2 separate regions of the Mus musculus genome follow, and region 2 is linked to region 1. A link is a loop called in an ENCODE intact Hi-C map of the cell type or tissue named here. Cell type or tissue: heart. All regions are shown on one strand.

Evidence for each region. Peaks named below come from ENCODE experiments on the same cell type or tissue, not always from the same donor. Only the 100,000 strongest peaks of a DNase experiment are listed, where the experiment ranks them.
Region 2: it touches region 1 in a loop (10-fold over the local background); 15 of 42 quality-filtered maps call a loop at or near these places.

Annotation. Positions count from the first base shown.
Region 1 is chr2:38,372,769-38,380,768 of GRCm38, reverse strand. No RefSeq gene overlaps it. Among named protein-coding and RNA genes, the nearest start is that of Gm13584, 7.9 kb to the right of the region's middle. In heart, a CTCF peak has its summit at 2,238 (motif pointing right); DNase peaks (open chromatin) are centred at 1,278 and 4,738; H3K4me3 peaks cover 1,243 bases; H3K27me3 peaks cover 7,481 bases.
Region 2 is chr2:38,183,090-38,191,089 of GRCm38, reverse strand. All of the region lies in intron 2 of Dennd1a (DENN/MADD domain containing 1A), which reads left to right. Among named protein-coding and RNA genes, the nearest start is that of Dennd1a, 100 kb to the left of the region's middle. In heart, a CTCF peak has its summit at 4,465 (motif pointing left); no DNase peak of the experiment used is centred here.

The sequences.
Region 1 (8,000 bases):
TAAAAATCTGCATACCCTTTAACCCACAATTTTCATCTCTAGGAATCCACCATGCAAATATCCCCATACATACACAGTTCGCTGTCCTAATGCAGATCATTTGCCACAGTTCTGCTTATGCTAACAGTCTGGAAGCAGCCTGGTTCCTCACCCACAGGGAGCTAGTGAAGGGCGCATATTCAACTGTCTATTCAGTGGAATAATATACACTGGTTTAAAGGAACAGAGGAGTTTTTAATTTCCTATATGGAAAAATCTCTATGGCAAAGCTCAGAGTCGTGCACACTGAACAAAAGCCCTGTGTGAAGGGTGTCTGTGGAAAGATCTTGATAAGGAAACTGATAGGAAAAGCTCTGGGTATCTGCATAGACTATGTGTATAGTAGTCATGGGGGAAGTAGGGGAATATAACTTTAAAAATGCAAAGTGAGTGTACGGGTGTGTGGGGGTGGTGGGGAGATAGGGAAGTTGAGGGGAGGGGGAGGGACAGAGGTGGGGAGGGCTGAGTTGTCTCAGCAGATAAAGGTGCTTGCCATCTTAGCCCCCACCTGATGGGAGGTAGGTACAGACTCTGGAAAGTTGTCCTCTGACCACCATATGCACTCAGATGGGGTCTCTCTCTCTCTCTCTCTCTCTCTCTCTCTCTCTCTCACACACACACACACACACACACACACACACATACACACACACAAATGTAGTTCTAAAAATTAAGAAAAACACAGGGTAAACTGTTTTTCAGCTGAGATGTGTAAGTCTAATTCCAGCTCCCCTGGGTCTTTTGGAGAAATTACTTCAACTTCAACGTCACCATCTGTAAAATGGGAATAATAATATGCCCTTGATTCAAAGATACCTTGGAGAAGGGGTTGGAAAGAGGCAAAAGTTTAAAAACTGGGAACTTTAGGATGGGCATGTTCATGGTCTATAATGACTTTTCTATGATTTTGAAAAGTTTTCTAAACAAAACACGTTTTTTGTTTTCTTTGTGGGTTTCTTTTTTATTGCTGCTCTGGTCTTCACTATCAGATACCAATCTGCTCCCCAACCCCCATGCCCCACTAAGAAGGAGTGCAGAGCAGGTGAGCTGGTGGCTGGCCATCTGGCCGTCTCTCTAGGACATGCTCTTCATTGCGGGCAGGTGAAGAGGTTTTCCTTGCAGGACAGGACAGTGGAATCGCAAGATGAAGGTGGGGTCCCCCAAGTGGGTGTGGGGAAGGGGACCTTGCTCTCCCTCCTGAGTGCTGGTGGCCTGTGTCTGGGCACGCAGGATACCCCTACACTGGCTGAGACCCGATCAGATAGGGCGCCTCCCCCGCGCTGGCAGCCCTGGGAGGCGGCGGGGAGTTTACGTAAGCCGCTTGTTGATGGAAAAACAACGCACTGGCTCGGTGGTAGGCGGTTCCTGGCTTGCTTTGAGGAAGCCCCAGGGGGTACTCAGCAGGCCACAGCACACACACCCCTTCGCCTCTCCGCCCCCCACCCTCCGTCTCTGGGTTCGGCCGGTCGAGGAGTAGGGGCTACATCCAGGCTGCAAGAGCGGCTCTCGGGGTTCATCTAAATCCAGGCCACCCTGCAGGTGTCATCTGATATTTCACCCTGGACCTAGGTGCCCGACCCAGTTATCCTGCTGCAAGCCCAGCCCTGCTTGGGGCAGCGGGGGTGAGAGCTGTGGGAACCCCGAGTGAGCCAAGAGGAAAGTGGGGGGCCGTCATAGTTACACCTGGAGCCTCCTTTCCTGGTTCTAGAAGCCAAGGAGAGCCAGGCCAGGCCCGCAGTTTTGCAGGGGCACTTCTCAGTTCCCTCCTGGCTTTGGCAGAAGGCGTGTGGATGACCAGAGTTCCGGTCCAGCTCAGCTAGCTGCGTAGCCTTGTGGGCTCGGACCCAAAGTTCTTTATCTGGAAAACCAGGTTGATGTTACTTGTACTAAACAAGTTTTCAGAATTACATGAAACATTCTGAGGATTAAAAGAGATGACTACAAAGCCCTTAAATCACACCCAACTGTGTCTAGCACACTAGCACGTGTCACTGTAGATATAGATTGTGTGTGTGTGTAGGGGTGTGTGTCACACCTGCCCCTTCCACTCCAACTCAGACATTTGCTTTTCAGGTGGCTTCTCTCAAATCTCTGCCCTGGCTCGGGTGTCCAGTGTCCTTCATTCACAAGTCTACATTAGTTCCCTCTGCGCCCTATACCTAGAGTACCTAGAAGTGGATGAATTTCCGATACTGTACTCTAGGGGGCACAAGCCAGGAAGGGAGGGAGAGCAACATGTGGGTAATGTTAAATACCCTTCTTAAGGATCTGGACAGAATCAAATAAGTGATTCATGGGGAAACCCTTTCTTGGCTCAGAGAGTTGTACCAACCAGTTAGGAACTGCCCGGTCAATGCTACAAACAGGAACCATTTGAGACCAAACTTTGTATCAGGCTAGAGTCAAGGCTCAGCTTGGGCAGTCCTTTTTAAGAGACTGTTTCAAATAGATCAGTCTGTTACTTCATCATCAAGTGAAGATAACAAGACCTACCATCTAGGTGGCCACAAGGCACCAAGGAGATCCCCAAATAGGAGCTACTGTTAAACTTAATTTCTTTTTTTTTAATTTTAAAGATTTTTAAAATTTGATATATATGGGTGTTTTTGCCCGCTTGTATGTGCACCACATGTGTGCAGTGCCCAGGGGCCCAGGATTAGGCTTTGGATCTTCTGGACCTGGAGTTATAGACGGTTATTCATCTGTGTGTGGGTACTGGGTACTGAACCTTAAACTCTAGAAAAATAATAGCCTGTACTTTTAACTGCTGAACCATCTCTCCAGCCTTTCTACTCCTACCCGCATTTTGAGACAAGGTCTTACTATGTAACCCTGGCTTGGCCTGGAATTCACAATGTAGACCAGGCTGACCTCAGAGTACCACCTGCCTTTGCCTCCTACGTGCTGGGATTAGAGCCATGAGCCACCACACCTGGCTTGACTATTTATATATATATATATATATATATATATATATATATATATATATATATAATAATTTGTTGTTTTAAAGCAGAGGAAACTGAGGCAAAGCAATGTTAAGCAACTTGCCCAAATGTCACAGAGCTGGGAAGCAGGCTGTCCGAGACCCTAATATTGGGTCTCCTAGCCTTCCAGAGCCCGTATACAGCGCCCAACAGGGGCTCAAAGTCAGGCCTCAGCAAACAGTAGCGGTGAACATGCTCCTATTAGTACATTCTGTTGGTATCATCCTGATCTCAATTACTCATCTATCCCTCCTCAGAACAGGACAAGCTGGAGCACTTTGGGTCTGGGTGAGCGCCAGCCAAGAGCTGGCGCCGGAGCCCCAAATTCAGGCAGGAGCTGTGCTTCCTCATCCCACCCATGAAGAGTCATCTGAAGGCTGGTGTGGGCAAGTGAGTCCACTACCCAGACTGGTCCCTTGCTGAGCAGGAATGTCACACACCTCTCTGCAGCCTGGTGATGGACATTCCCTCACCTCCCCAAGAAGAGCAGGGCCAGGAGAGGGAGGCAGGGCAGACACTGGGCCTTTTGTGTACTTCTCTCTGCAGAGCCCAGCCCTGAAACCTGTCCCCACCCCTTCTCCAGACTGGGCAGAGGGTGCCCAGGGCCCTTCTGGGAGAGGAAAGAATTCAGGCTGAGACCTGGAGGCTGAGCAGGGATCTGCTCGGTGACCTCTGCCCAAGGGTCCTTAAACTCTACCCTGTAAACCTTGATTTCTCATCTTTCAAAGGAAACTTGAAGTGCTAAACATGGAAGGGAGGTGGGGGAGGGGGACGACGAGGGTGATCCTCGGGCAGGGCAGGGGATCAGCTAGCCGTATGCTGTGTGGAAGGTGATAATGGTGGTCACCCCTCCTTGCCGTCAATACACTAACCCCCACCCAGTATGCCATGAACAGGTAGTGTCCTGTGGCCCATACAGACCTGAGTAGTCAGCCGGAATCAACACCGACTTGACAGATGATGAGCCCAGATTCAGGAACACACTGGACCCAAACACATACAAACACTCTTGCACTTTGGTGTGCTTTATCACAAACATGCTCCTAGATGTGGAAACACACACCGGACACACACACATCATATGTATATGCATATGCATCTCTGCAAATGCAAGCAGCCCTGCACACTAAGCAACACACACACACACACACACACACACACACACACTGCTCAGCAGGGAGACTACTAATAGCAGAGTATCCCACAGGCCAAGGATAATAACTTGCAGCTCTCCATCCCTCCCATTTTTGGGGTGTCCCTCACACTGGGGTCCAGAAAAGCTCTGCCCAAAGGCTTGGAGAAGGGGTCTAAAAGTTAGGCAGACATGTGGAAATCTGTGTGCCAGTCCAGACGCCCTGGGTTTGGCACTCTCTCAGCTCTCCACTTCACCTATTGCAGAAGTTGGTACACTCAGGCACTTAACCATGATCCATGATCACTCCAGGTTTGCTGATGACAGTACCCTCAGCCTGGAAAGGGTCTCCTGTTTCTGATGTCTCTGGGGGATTTCACCCTGAGACCTTCCTTAGGCTACCAAGGAAGAGGAGAAACTAGAGACTCGGGGCAATGCCGAGGTGCACCGCCAGGGGGCGCTCTCTGCCCGGCTGCGACGCTCCCAGGCAGGACCCCAGGTCCCACCTCCGATGCCTGCGGCTCTTGTCTCCCTAGGGAGCTGACCTGTCTGTTGGCAGTCGCCCCCGCAGGATGTCTGCGCTCCTCACTCCGCCGGATCCCACCTCTGCTCCGGCTTCCGCCCCCTCCCCAGTCCCTAGGGCCTTGCCTCCTGGGATAGCTCCAAGACAGGCAGCCACCCTCTCTGCCGGAACAGCCCCAAAGCCCCACCCTGCCCCCTAACCCCCAACCCCCAGGCTCTATCTGAGAACCACCAAGGCCATGCCCCTGCGGGACTGCCTCCCACACCTCTCTCTCGGTGGAGCAAAGACACATAAAGGAGTACTAGCTGACAGATGGCAAACAAAACAGCCTTTGCTCCAAGGCAAGAGCCTGTCCAGGCTACAGGCTCTCCACAAAATGCTGTGGCTGTGAGTTACACTCTACAGGGGCCACAAACTATGAAGCAGGTGTTATTACCTGACACCACCCCATTACAGATTCTAGAAGCTCGGAGAGGTGGGTGTTTGTCCAGAATCTGCAGTAGATTCTGGTTCCAATGCTGTAAGGACTGCTCTCTGACACTGGATGCCCCAGCTTTAGGACATGTCTATTAAGGATCTGCCATGTGCCAGGCACTGTACTGGGTACAAAGAAGAAGGATGTGGAATTTTGAACCTTTCAGCAGCTGGAAGGAGAGTTGAGTTACATCTGTGGACTTGTCCTCACATGCCAATTAGATGCTCCTGGCTGTGCTATGCTGGCCACACAGGGCTGGCTGGTGGACATTGGCTGATCTGAAGTGGAGTCAAGTCAAAAAACAGTCACTGTGTTTAGAAGCAAAGAGATATGCTAAGCAGGGGAGTTTCGGGGGGGTATGTGCATATTTGGGCTGGAGTTTGGAGAACAGGACCCCAGGGCAGAGCCCACCCAGTGTGCAACAGTCTGGCACACCTGGCTGGCTTCATGCCCAGAGACTGGTGCAGGTCCCAAGTCCTGCATCAGATATATGGGCAGGGACTGACTGTCAAAGAGCCACCAATGCCAGCCTATGACCACCTCACTCAGGAGGGGTAGGAGACACAGAAGAGTGCCTCCCACATCTGCTTGGGAGTCTCTGGGGTGGGGGTGGAATGGACCTATACTTGATGTCTTAAAGGTACTGAAACTTCAAGTCCCAAGTCTGTGGACCCTGTTCCCTTCTGCCTGCTCTTCCCAAGTTTTCTCCCACTGGATGGAGGGTCGTGTGACCCCATCTGCCCAGGCATGATCCTACTCCCTGTCTTCCACCTCCTCTTACAGCTAGATAATTTCCTCTTACTGAGCAAGCCATGAGGAGCAAGCCAGTAAGCAGCACCCCTCCATGGCCTCTGCATCAGCTCCTGCCTCCAGGTTCCAGGCCTGCTTGAGTTCCTACCCTGACTTCCTTCAGTGCTGGAGTCTGTCGTGTAAACCAAATAAACCTTTCCTACCCAACTTGCTTTTTTTTTTATTTTTTGGTCAAGGTGTTTCATCACAGCAATAGTAACCCTAACTAGGACTTCTACCGGACTCTGAAATCCCCCTTTGACTCCACCCACTCAACCCCTCCTGACCTGACTTGACTCAGTATTCACACATTCTTGGTACTCTTAAAATAATGGCCCAAGCATGCTGCCACGTTTCCTGCCTCACCTCCCACCATCTTGGCCTTCCATATGAAAACTCCAGACACGCAGTGCCTTGAACTCTCTGGATCTCGGGGCCTTTGCACACGCAGTTGCTCCTTTCTTCTACTTGCAGAGTCACTTTCACTCTTTTATCCAACTTGTGAGTGGGTCTTTATGCCAAAATGTTATCCCTTGTCTGGCCTGCGTGCTGCCATGGTTACCCATGGGCATCAGCACATTGTTCAATAGATGTTTTGGGAGCCCTTTGAGCCAAGTTTGCTTTGCAGATGTGAAAAGACTCCTTCCTTGGGGTCTGTGAGATATCTTTGGCTAGGCTTCTCCACAGGAAGGGATGAAGGGCCGGTTAGAACACATATTTGTTGTCTTCTTGTTTCCAGGGCTGGCTTTGAACTTCCTGTGGAGGGTGACCTTTAGCTCCAGATCCTCTTGGCTCTTCCTCATGAATTCTGTGCTTACAGGCATCCACCCATGTCTAGGGATTGAACCCAGGGCTTGGTACATGCTAGGTCAGCGCTCTACCAATTGAGCTGCATTCCCACTCTGACCATTTGGGAAATCTGCAAGAGTGGCAGGAGAGCTTGAACCCTTCCTCTGCACCCTCCTGCAGACCCCAGCCACCTTAAACACTGCAGTCTGCTGCTGCTGCTGCCTGATCTTGCAACTCAAAAAGTCCTCCATTCCTCCTGAGAAGGCAGCCTCTTACAGCTCTCCACTTTCTCAGAAACCCATCTCCTGCTCCTCCGGTACATCCTCCACTTCTGCAAGATGCCAGAAGGGGTTTGAACTGCCCATGTGCTGCAGCACGGTAGCTGGTATGGGGTGGGGGGGTGTTTGGATTCATCTGAGCTGTGAGTATCCCATGGAGCCTATGCTGGGTGATACTGCTCAGCCGGTCAGGTTGACCCTGGCTGGTTAGGTCGACTGGCTGTTGCTTCATTTGTCTCCCAGATAGCCCAGGAGCCCAAAGGAGACACTGTAAGTCAGATCTTCTCTGTCTGGGTCCACACTCACTGGGACAAGGGGAGAACGAAGACATATAGAGAGATGGAAGCTGGACTACTGCCCAGGGAACTGCCCTAGCTTCCTGTGTTTTCCCTGTTTCACTTGCTCTCCATCTCAACAGTCACCAGAACTTCCCAATATGAGTGAGGTACCACCCATGAGTGAGCAACCCACCGTTCAAGGTCTTCATAATCCATCTGCTGTCCTCTCTGAGCTGGACTCCCATCTCCACTGTGACCTCTCTAGGACTTAGACAACCTTCAATAGAGAAGGTTCGTAGTATTCCCTCACAGAGAAATTCTTTAGAAATATTGCCACTACAGTTGAAGGAACTAAGGCCAGAGTAGCTAAGTGCCTCATCATGGCCCTCAAGGCTAAGAAGATTGCAGAAGAGCTTGCCCAGGACCTCCGTACTCTGTGGACAGGGAGTAGCAGAGTGGGATAGGCTTATGATGGAGAGAGACTGCTTGTGCTATGCCTCTGTATAGATCTCAGGACAAGGGGGAACCCCATTTTCACCAAGTGTGTGATCAGCAGCCAGAGTGCCACCTGCTTTTCCTGTCTCTTCCTTGCTCTGACATAGGTTCCACTTCCTTATTCTCTATGTATCTCTTCAACTGCCCTAAGAGACTCATGTCTCCTGGTTCATCCCTCAGAATGGCCTCCTTCAGCCTCTGAGCCTGTGCTAGGA
Region 2 (8,000 bases), 190 kb after region 1:
AGACCAGACTGGCCTGGAACTTGTGGAGATCTACCTGCCTCTGCTTCCCAAGTGCTGAGATTAAAGGCATGAACTGGAACTAACTAAGGAAGAGAAATTCAGTTTCTATGCCTTGTCCTGGGTCAGGAGGAAGAAAGGAGAGCAATAAGGAAAGGAAGATGGATGCAGGTCAGAGAGGACCTTGACTTATTAGCTTTTTTTTTTTTTTTTTTTTTTTTTTTTGGTTGTATTTGATGCCACTAAATTGAACTCTTTCTGGGTCTGTTTTTTTCATGTCTATGAGGCTTTTTAATTTTTAGTCTTCTTGTTTTTGTCCTTGTTTGCTAGGTTATCTTTTATTTCATGCAAATTATTGTATATTGAAAAGTATAAATATATTTTAAGGCCTTTAAGGCCTAGGGGGTAATATCCTTCTTTAGAGAGGATTTTATTTGGCTTTTATGCTGTTTGTTATACTAAAAATCTCCATCTCCCCCTCCATCTCCCACTTTTATCTCCTGCTTCCATCTCCCCCTCCATCTCTCTATCTCCCTTTTCCAATTTCCCTTTTACTCCCCACTCCTTTTCTCCCACCCTTATTTTGCCTTCTCCTTCCCTTCACCCTCCCTACCTTTCTCCCCTCTCCCTTCTCAGGAATTTATAGACAAGCCATCTCTGAGGTTTGTGTGTTTCCATTTTGTCTCTCTCATAATTTTGAGCGACCAAAACTTTGACCACTGGGACCTCCTCTATTTTGGACCTTATTAAATAAAGTTTTGTCCTTTTTACCTTTTTTGGTAGATTCTTTTCTGGCTTTATAGAATTTTACACTTAAAAATGCTTTGCTATTCTTGAACAGTTTTTTCTTTATTCATTTGTTCTATTTTTAGAAATGTTAATACCAATATAAATCATGGTTTCTCTTCACTGGGAATGGAAATCTAGCTAGAATTAACACTCATTCTATGAGAAAGATAATATTATCTCAATTCCTTATAAAGCAACTAATACCTAAATGGTTAATCGAATTGCCCAAAGGTCATAAGAAAATCTATTTTCTTAGGCACCCTGATTTGAGCCTTCTCTTTCTGAGTTTGGGCTTTGAGATAACAAGTATCCTTTCATTTTATGGCAGGTACACAGAAAAATATAAGAGTGATAGAGGCCAAAGAGGGCATCATGTGGGTGTTTCTGTGTAATATAGACTTTTGAAAACCTGTAATTTATATTTATGAATAATTGTGTGTGAATTCTCTTCTAATAATTTGTTGAGTCATGGAAATATTTCTCTTTCTCTTTAACTTTTTCTTTTGAGATAGTGTCTTATTATGTATGCTTGTCTGTGTTGGTACTGACTGTGTAGCTCAGATAGCTTTGAATTCATGACAATTCTCCTGCCTTAGTCTCCTGTGTTCTATGCCCAAATCTTTTTTCTAGTATTTGGCATGAATTATAAGAGATTTTTTTCACAATGTCTAAAACCATTTTTTATTACATTAAAAGATTATTTGTTTTTCCTCTCCCCCTCCCCCCTCCCCGTGTGTGTGTGTGTGTGTGTGTGTGTGTGTGTATGTGTGTGTGTGTGTGAGAGAGAGAGAGAGAGAGAGAGAGAGAGAGAGAGAGAGAGAGAGAGAATATGAATGAATGAGAATATGGACAAGTGTGTAGAGATTAGAGAGCTAGGTTTCTTTCCTTCTACCGTGTGTGGATATGTGGATACTGGAGATCAAATTCAGGTTGTCAGGCTTGATAACAAGCACTTTATCTGCTGAGCCATCTCACCAAGAGTTTGGGGAGATCTTTATGTGCCTGCATATTTATTACATACATTTTAATCCATGATATATGGTTGATCAGTTTTGCTAGAATTATGAAGTTGTCTCCCAGCTTCTAGTCATGAAATCATTGCCATAGTTACTCTACTTTGCAGCCTGTTTGTGCACTGCTTTGGAGCATCAACAGTTTGAGAGGGGAGTTTTTAAATTTTAATTTTCATGATGCTAAGGATCAATCCAAGGTGTTGTACATGCAAGCTTGTTACAAGGTAAGTCCTTGCCACTGACCTATAGCCCCAGCCTTTTAACTCAATCCACCAGTCAAATCCATTTCCTTCCCTCCCTCCTTCTCCCCCTCCTTCTTTCCCATCTTCCCTTCCCTTGTTCTATCCCTCCTTCCTCCTTTATTGGTGGTGGTGCTAGGGTTTGAACCTAGGGGTTCCTGAGTGGTAAAAAAGCATTTGTCACAATACCACCTCCTAGTCCGAGCTCTTGAATTCTCAAAATATCTTTTGATATGCTTCCAGCAAAGACAGAATAGTTGGTGTTTGAGCCTTATAGCTGACAGTAGTGAAATGCTTGTGTTAAAGTTGCAGGATTCTGGGGACAGATGGGGCAGAGTGGAGAAGAGAAATAGCCAGATGGGAGCTCAGGGGAAGTGGTACTTTGAACCATGTAAGTGGGACAAAAGGTAAAAGGTGTAAATGTTCAGGAGAGCATTGAGAGGCTTCAAAGGCCATGAGACTGTAGGGTGAAGAAGGGTTTGATAGTGTAGCTGGGGAGGAAGCTAAAGGAAAGGAGGGAGTTGGGGCCAAGAGTCGGGGAGGAGAACATGTAGAGAGGTTAGAAAAACCCTTCTCAGTCATACATGTGAGAATATGATTTTAGAATCTATAGATTATCCTTGAATCTTCAGTGTTAGCTAACTTTCTCTGTGTTATGCTGCTTTATAAACTAAACAAAAGGGGGAAAAAAAGCTAACCAAAAGGTCTACTCTAGAAATCCTAGTAGTCAAGAAAAACAAGTTTGTTACTTCCTTCTGGTATGTATCTTTTGGTTTTGTCTGTGCTCATTGTCAGCTCAGCCCTCATTTAGAGACCGTGCTAAAACAATCCTCATGTAGGAATTGCCTTTCTCTTGGATTTTAAAACTTTGCATGAGAATTGGCATGGGCCATTTATATTCACTTTTTAAAAAAATATATTTTATTTATTTATTTATTTATTTATTTATTTATTTATTTATTTTTGGTGCTGTTGTCCTCTTAGAGAACACGGAAAACTCATGCTGACCACATTTTTCTTTCTAGTCAAGGCATTACACATATGCACTCATTGAGAATTAGATAAAATTCATCATTTCTCCTATAGTTAGTTGGAAATTGGGAAGCATCTTACAATAGATAAAATCTTAAAATTGCTGTGAGCCAGGCAGTTCAATGTTGTGAGGTTATTGCCTCAAAGTGGGCAAACTTGTCTGTCTGTCCTGGTAGTATGATTGGACAGCTGCAAACTGACATTTTAGGATCATTGATAAGTGAATGTGAGTCTAAAATATCAACTGAAGATTCTGTTGACAACCTCTAGCCTTTGTCACAGACGACCATTTGCAGCTTGGTACAAAGTCTTGGAGACAATAGTGGAGTTTTTGATCTTTCCTGTTGTTGCTTTAAAATATAAAACGTGTCACTAGTGCTGTCTGTGGCAAAGCCTGGGATGTGCAGAAAACCGGAGGAGATTTGGAGTATGAAGACATTTTAGGAATGCTTTTATTTTTATGTTTATATTAGAGTGTATATAAATTCTTTTCTAAATTTTATTTGTTAATTTTACTCAGTAAGAAATTATTGTGTCTAAATTTAACTGCTGCTTTTTTGTTTTCTAATGAGACTAAGCAAGCATTTTATTCTCTCTCTCTCTTTCTCTCTCTCTCTCTCTCTCTCTCTCTCTCTCTCTCTCTCTGTCTATCTATCTGTGTCTGCCTGTCTCTGACTGCCTTTTCTGCCTCAGTGTTGGAATTACAAGCACACCCACACTCTGTTTTGTTCCTTGGGTTCTGTGAATCGAACTCAGGTCTTCATGTATGTGCAACAAGTACTTCACCACTGAGCTGCCTAAGCCTCCAACATTTTCTGTCACTGGTATTTTAGATTCTATGAAATATGGTCACTTGCTTCTTGTACACTTAAAAATGTTGAGGCAAAGTATGGTGGTATAAACCTTTAATCCCAGAACTCAGGATGCAGAGGTAGGTGGATCTCTGAGTTTGAAATTAGCCTGGTCTATTTAAAGTGTTCAGGCCAGCCAGGACCACATAGATCTTGTCTCAAGAAAGCAAGCAAGCAAGCAAGCAAGCAAGCAAGCAAGCAAGCAAGCAAGCAAGCAAGCAAACAAACAAACATGCAAATAAAAAAAGTGGAAGTATTTATTTGGCAAATGGAGCTCAGGTTTCTTTGTTATGTTGTCTTATAATACATACCTGGGATTGCCTTTCTACTCTCTTTATTCTTTCTGGCTTTAAGAAAAATTTATAAAAGATAAATCAGTAATGCTTTTTGCTCTTGAAATCTCATTCCTTCAAAGGGCATTGTTGGGTCTTTGTGTCTACTAATCTACTTGTATTATTTATTTGACTTGTTTTTTCGCCTGTGTCATGGTATGCATGTGGAGGTCAGTGGACAACCCTCACTGGTTGGGGCTCTTCTGCCACCTGGTGGGATCCAGGGATTGAGCTCAGACCCAAGGGCAAGCTCTATCTGCTGAGCTGTCTTGCTTGCCTCTTTGTATTCTTTCTAATTAGTTAACCACATGGAGAAAGCCCCTTCTTGAGATGTACAAGTTCCTGAAAATATCAGCTGAGACAGAAACTCATGGTAGAACTTTCAACATTTCGCCTTCATTCTTAATCTTGTCAGCTCTGAAGCTACTAGTGTTTAAAAAGAACACTTTAAATATATTGTAAAAGAAATATTATGTATCTCATTGATAATTTTCAAGTCTGAAGACTGATTAGAGAATAATGAGATATACAATTTATTCATAGTGTGTTCATTAAACAACTTCTGAGGCTTTGTGCTAAAGCCTATTTGAGAGATGTATGGAGCAACACTCTGCTTTCAGAAGCACTTGAGTCTGCCAGTGGCCAGCACCTGAGAGCTCAGATACTGGCCTTCCTACTCAGATGTGATACTCTCGAGGGCGAGGGCTTACGTTCTGAACCTGAGAAGACTGACTTTAAATTCTGGTACTTCTACCACTTAATGTCTTCCTGTGTGGACTCTTGTTTTTTATTGCTGAGCTATCCTGAGTCCATGACTTGACACATAGTAAGTACTTTGTCAGCCTCTGTAATTCATCTCACCCCTCCAGGCTTCAGTCTCTTCAGTAGTTATTGTAAGAGCCATCATATGTGGGTTTTCAGTAAATGTGACCCTTTGCAGTGGGGATTCCCCTTTACTACCATAGCAATCACTGTGCTTACCTGGGTGTTGTGAAAGAATTTTGATTGTGGTACCATGTAAACATGGCTTGGTTGCAGTTCACTCTTAGCCATTTATTAGATGTGTCCAGTGACTGTAACTTTAATTTTTTTTAAAGTTTACTTTTAATGATGTTTATTAAATGCTTTAATCTCTCTTTTGGCTCATTGCCCATCAGGAATAGTGAAAAAGAAAGAATATGGGGGAAGTGGACCTGTTTAGAAAGGGCTTTTTTTCCCCCCTTTTTTTTTTAAAGGCTTCTTTATTTATTTTATGTATATGAGTACACTGTAGCTGTACAGTGAGCCATCAGAGGTTGTGAGCCATCATGTGGTTGCTGGGAATTGAACTCTGGACCTCTTCTCGCTCCTGTCCAAAGATTTATTTATTTATTATATATAAGTACACTGTAGCTGTTTTCAGACACACCAGAAGAGGGTGTCAGATCTCATTACCGATGGTTGTGAGCCACTGTGTGGTTGCTGGGATTTGAACTCAGAACTTTTGGCAGAGCAGTTACTGCTCTTAACCGGCTGAGCCATCTCTCCCTCCCCTAGAAAGAGTTTCTTTGGAGCAAATCTTATCTTTGTTGTCAGAAAATCAGCAGTTCAGTTCAGCAGCCCCTGAATCTATTTCCACTTTATGGATATATCAGCTGTTCAGCAGTAGTCAGGAGAGCAAACATGAATGAATCAGCAGCAGTGGCAGTACCTAGCAGAGACAGCCAGGCCTCAGCCTTGGCACGAGTCAGCAATAGGGACCCTGAGGGATGCCAGGAGAAGTTCTCCACTGTGCCTCTCACAGGGAAGCAAAGATCAGGGAAGACTCGAGACCCACAAGCATTGCACAGCTAGTTCTATGAGCAGTACAAGCTCAGCCTCCACCACTGTCCATTGAGTCCTGTTTATCCCCTCCAAAGATCATGTGTCCTTCATGGGTCTTGCCTCAGCACGTCTCTCTCAGCTAATATCACTCTGCCGATCAGCCTGAGGCCTGGGAATCAGTCACAAACTGCAGCACACCACCAGAGCTTTTTGGTGCATTATTTTCTGTGGAGTCCTGACAAATGGAGCTCAATTATGTAATGTAAGGCGGACCAAAACATGGGTGTCGTTTTGTCGTTAGCGAAGAATCCTTTATCATGAGTCTTTTCACCCGTGTATGCTTCAGGAAAACACTCCTTCATGTGTTTACCCCAGCAAAACACCATTCAACTCAACTGACTTTCCAAAGAACTTCTACTTCAAGTGACTTCTGATGTCCTTGCTGAATTTCCTCATGAACACCTCAGACTCAGCTAAACTTCGCTCCTTCTATATTCTGCTTGTGTTAAGTAGCATAACCAGATATCTGGCCTTTTGCTCACAATTTTGAAGATTACAATCTGTAATTGTTTGGCACTGTGGCAAGGTGGCACATTGTGGGAGTATATGGTGGAACAATTTGCAGAAGAGAGAAAGAGGAAGGATTCAGACCCTTAAGACCTGAATCCTTTACAATGCTTCTTTACAATGCTCCACATCTTAAAAGTTGTGCCACCTGGGGACCAAGACTGGGAGACATTTTAAGAGCCCAGTTATACCCCAGTTTTAAGTTTTTTTGTATTGCATTCTGGGAGCTGAGCTACGTTATCATCATCTTCCTCATGTCCCACCCTCCAGCCTCTGCTGTCCTGTCTCAGGCTTGTACTTTCCAGCACCATTGCCATTAGCTGTACTGTTTCTCACACTGCTGTGGGCTTTTTACTAACTCTGCTTCCTGCTTGCTCAATTTGAGTTTGTTTCCTACAGAGTCCCTACTGTTTTCCTCTCCTGGATAAACATCTGTGGCTCCCATTTACAACTGAATGAAAGCCAGAGTCTTTATTTTGCCCTTGAAGGCATGGTTTGGAACTAGCAGCCTTCTTCAGCCTGATTCTACTACTAGCTCCCCAGTATATAGTGAGAGATATATTGATCTTTTAAAAATCTTATCTGACAAAAGTTTCCTTCGCAAAGCTGCTACTTTCTTAGCCATTGCTGTTTCCTCTGCACAGTTAGTTTTTGCCTACTTTTGTTTATTCCATTTCTTTGTATCCTTGAGGTCTGTGACCCTGTGACAACTCCTTCAGGAAAACTCTAGCCTTCAGAGAGACCACAGACTTTGCTAAGACATGCTATGCGTCTCCATTTTTTTTGCACTTACTTCCCAGTCAATGTCTTCATGTGGATTCAGTTTATGGCTGAGCTGTTCTGACTGCTTAGCACAGAAGTTGACACTGAGTAAATACTTCGTAAATATTGGTTAAAGGGATGAATAGATAAATGAATATCACTTGCTCTATGAGGTTAGTGTGAGAGTAACATTGGAGCATAGATGGAAACTTACAGGGGTTTACGGCATGAGTTTACTGATTTTTTTCTTTTTTGGGCAGGGGTTTCATCTTTATTTCCCCCTGTACATATGAAACTATTGATTATGGCCCACTAGTTGGCAGTTTACTATATCTAAATGAATTTTAGCACATTTTAAAATGTGGGTAATAGCATAAAAATCAACTTGAAACCCACTTTCTTGACTTACACATAGCATGGGCTAGTGCAGTCTTTGGACAACACTGTTTAAGTAAGGGCAGTGAAGTGAGCTAAAGCTTGCTTCTAAAGAAATATAATTTTGCTCTTGCTCTAGTACCCTTCTTTCTTATAAATGCCATGTATGAAGTCTTTTGAAATAATTGCTTTACCTTCTTTTACAGACACAGTCTATTTCTAACCCAAAATAATTTTCAC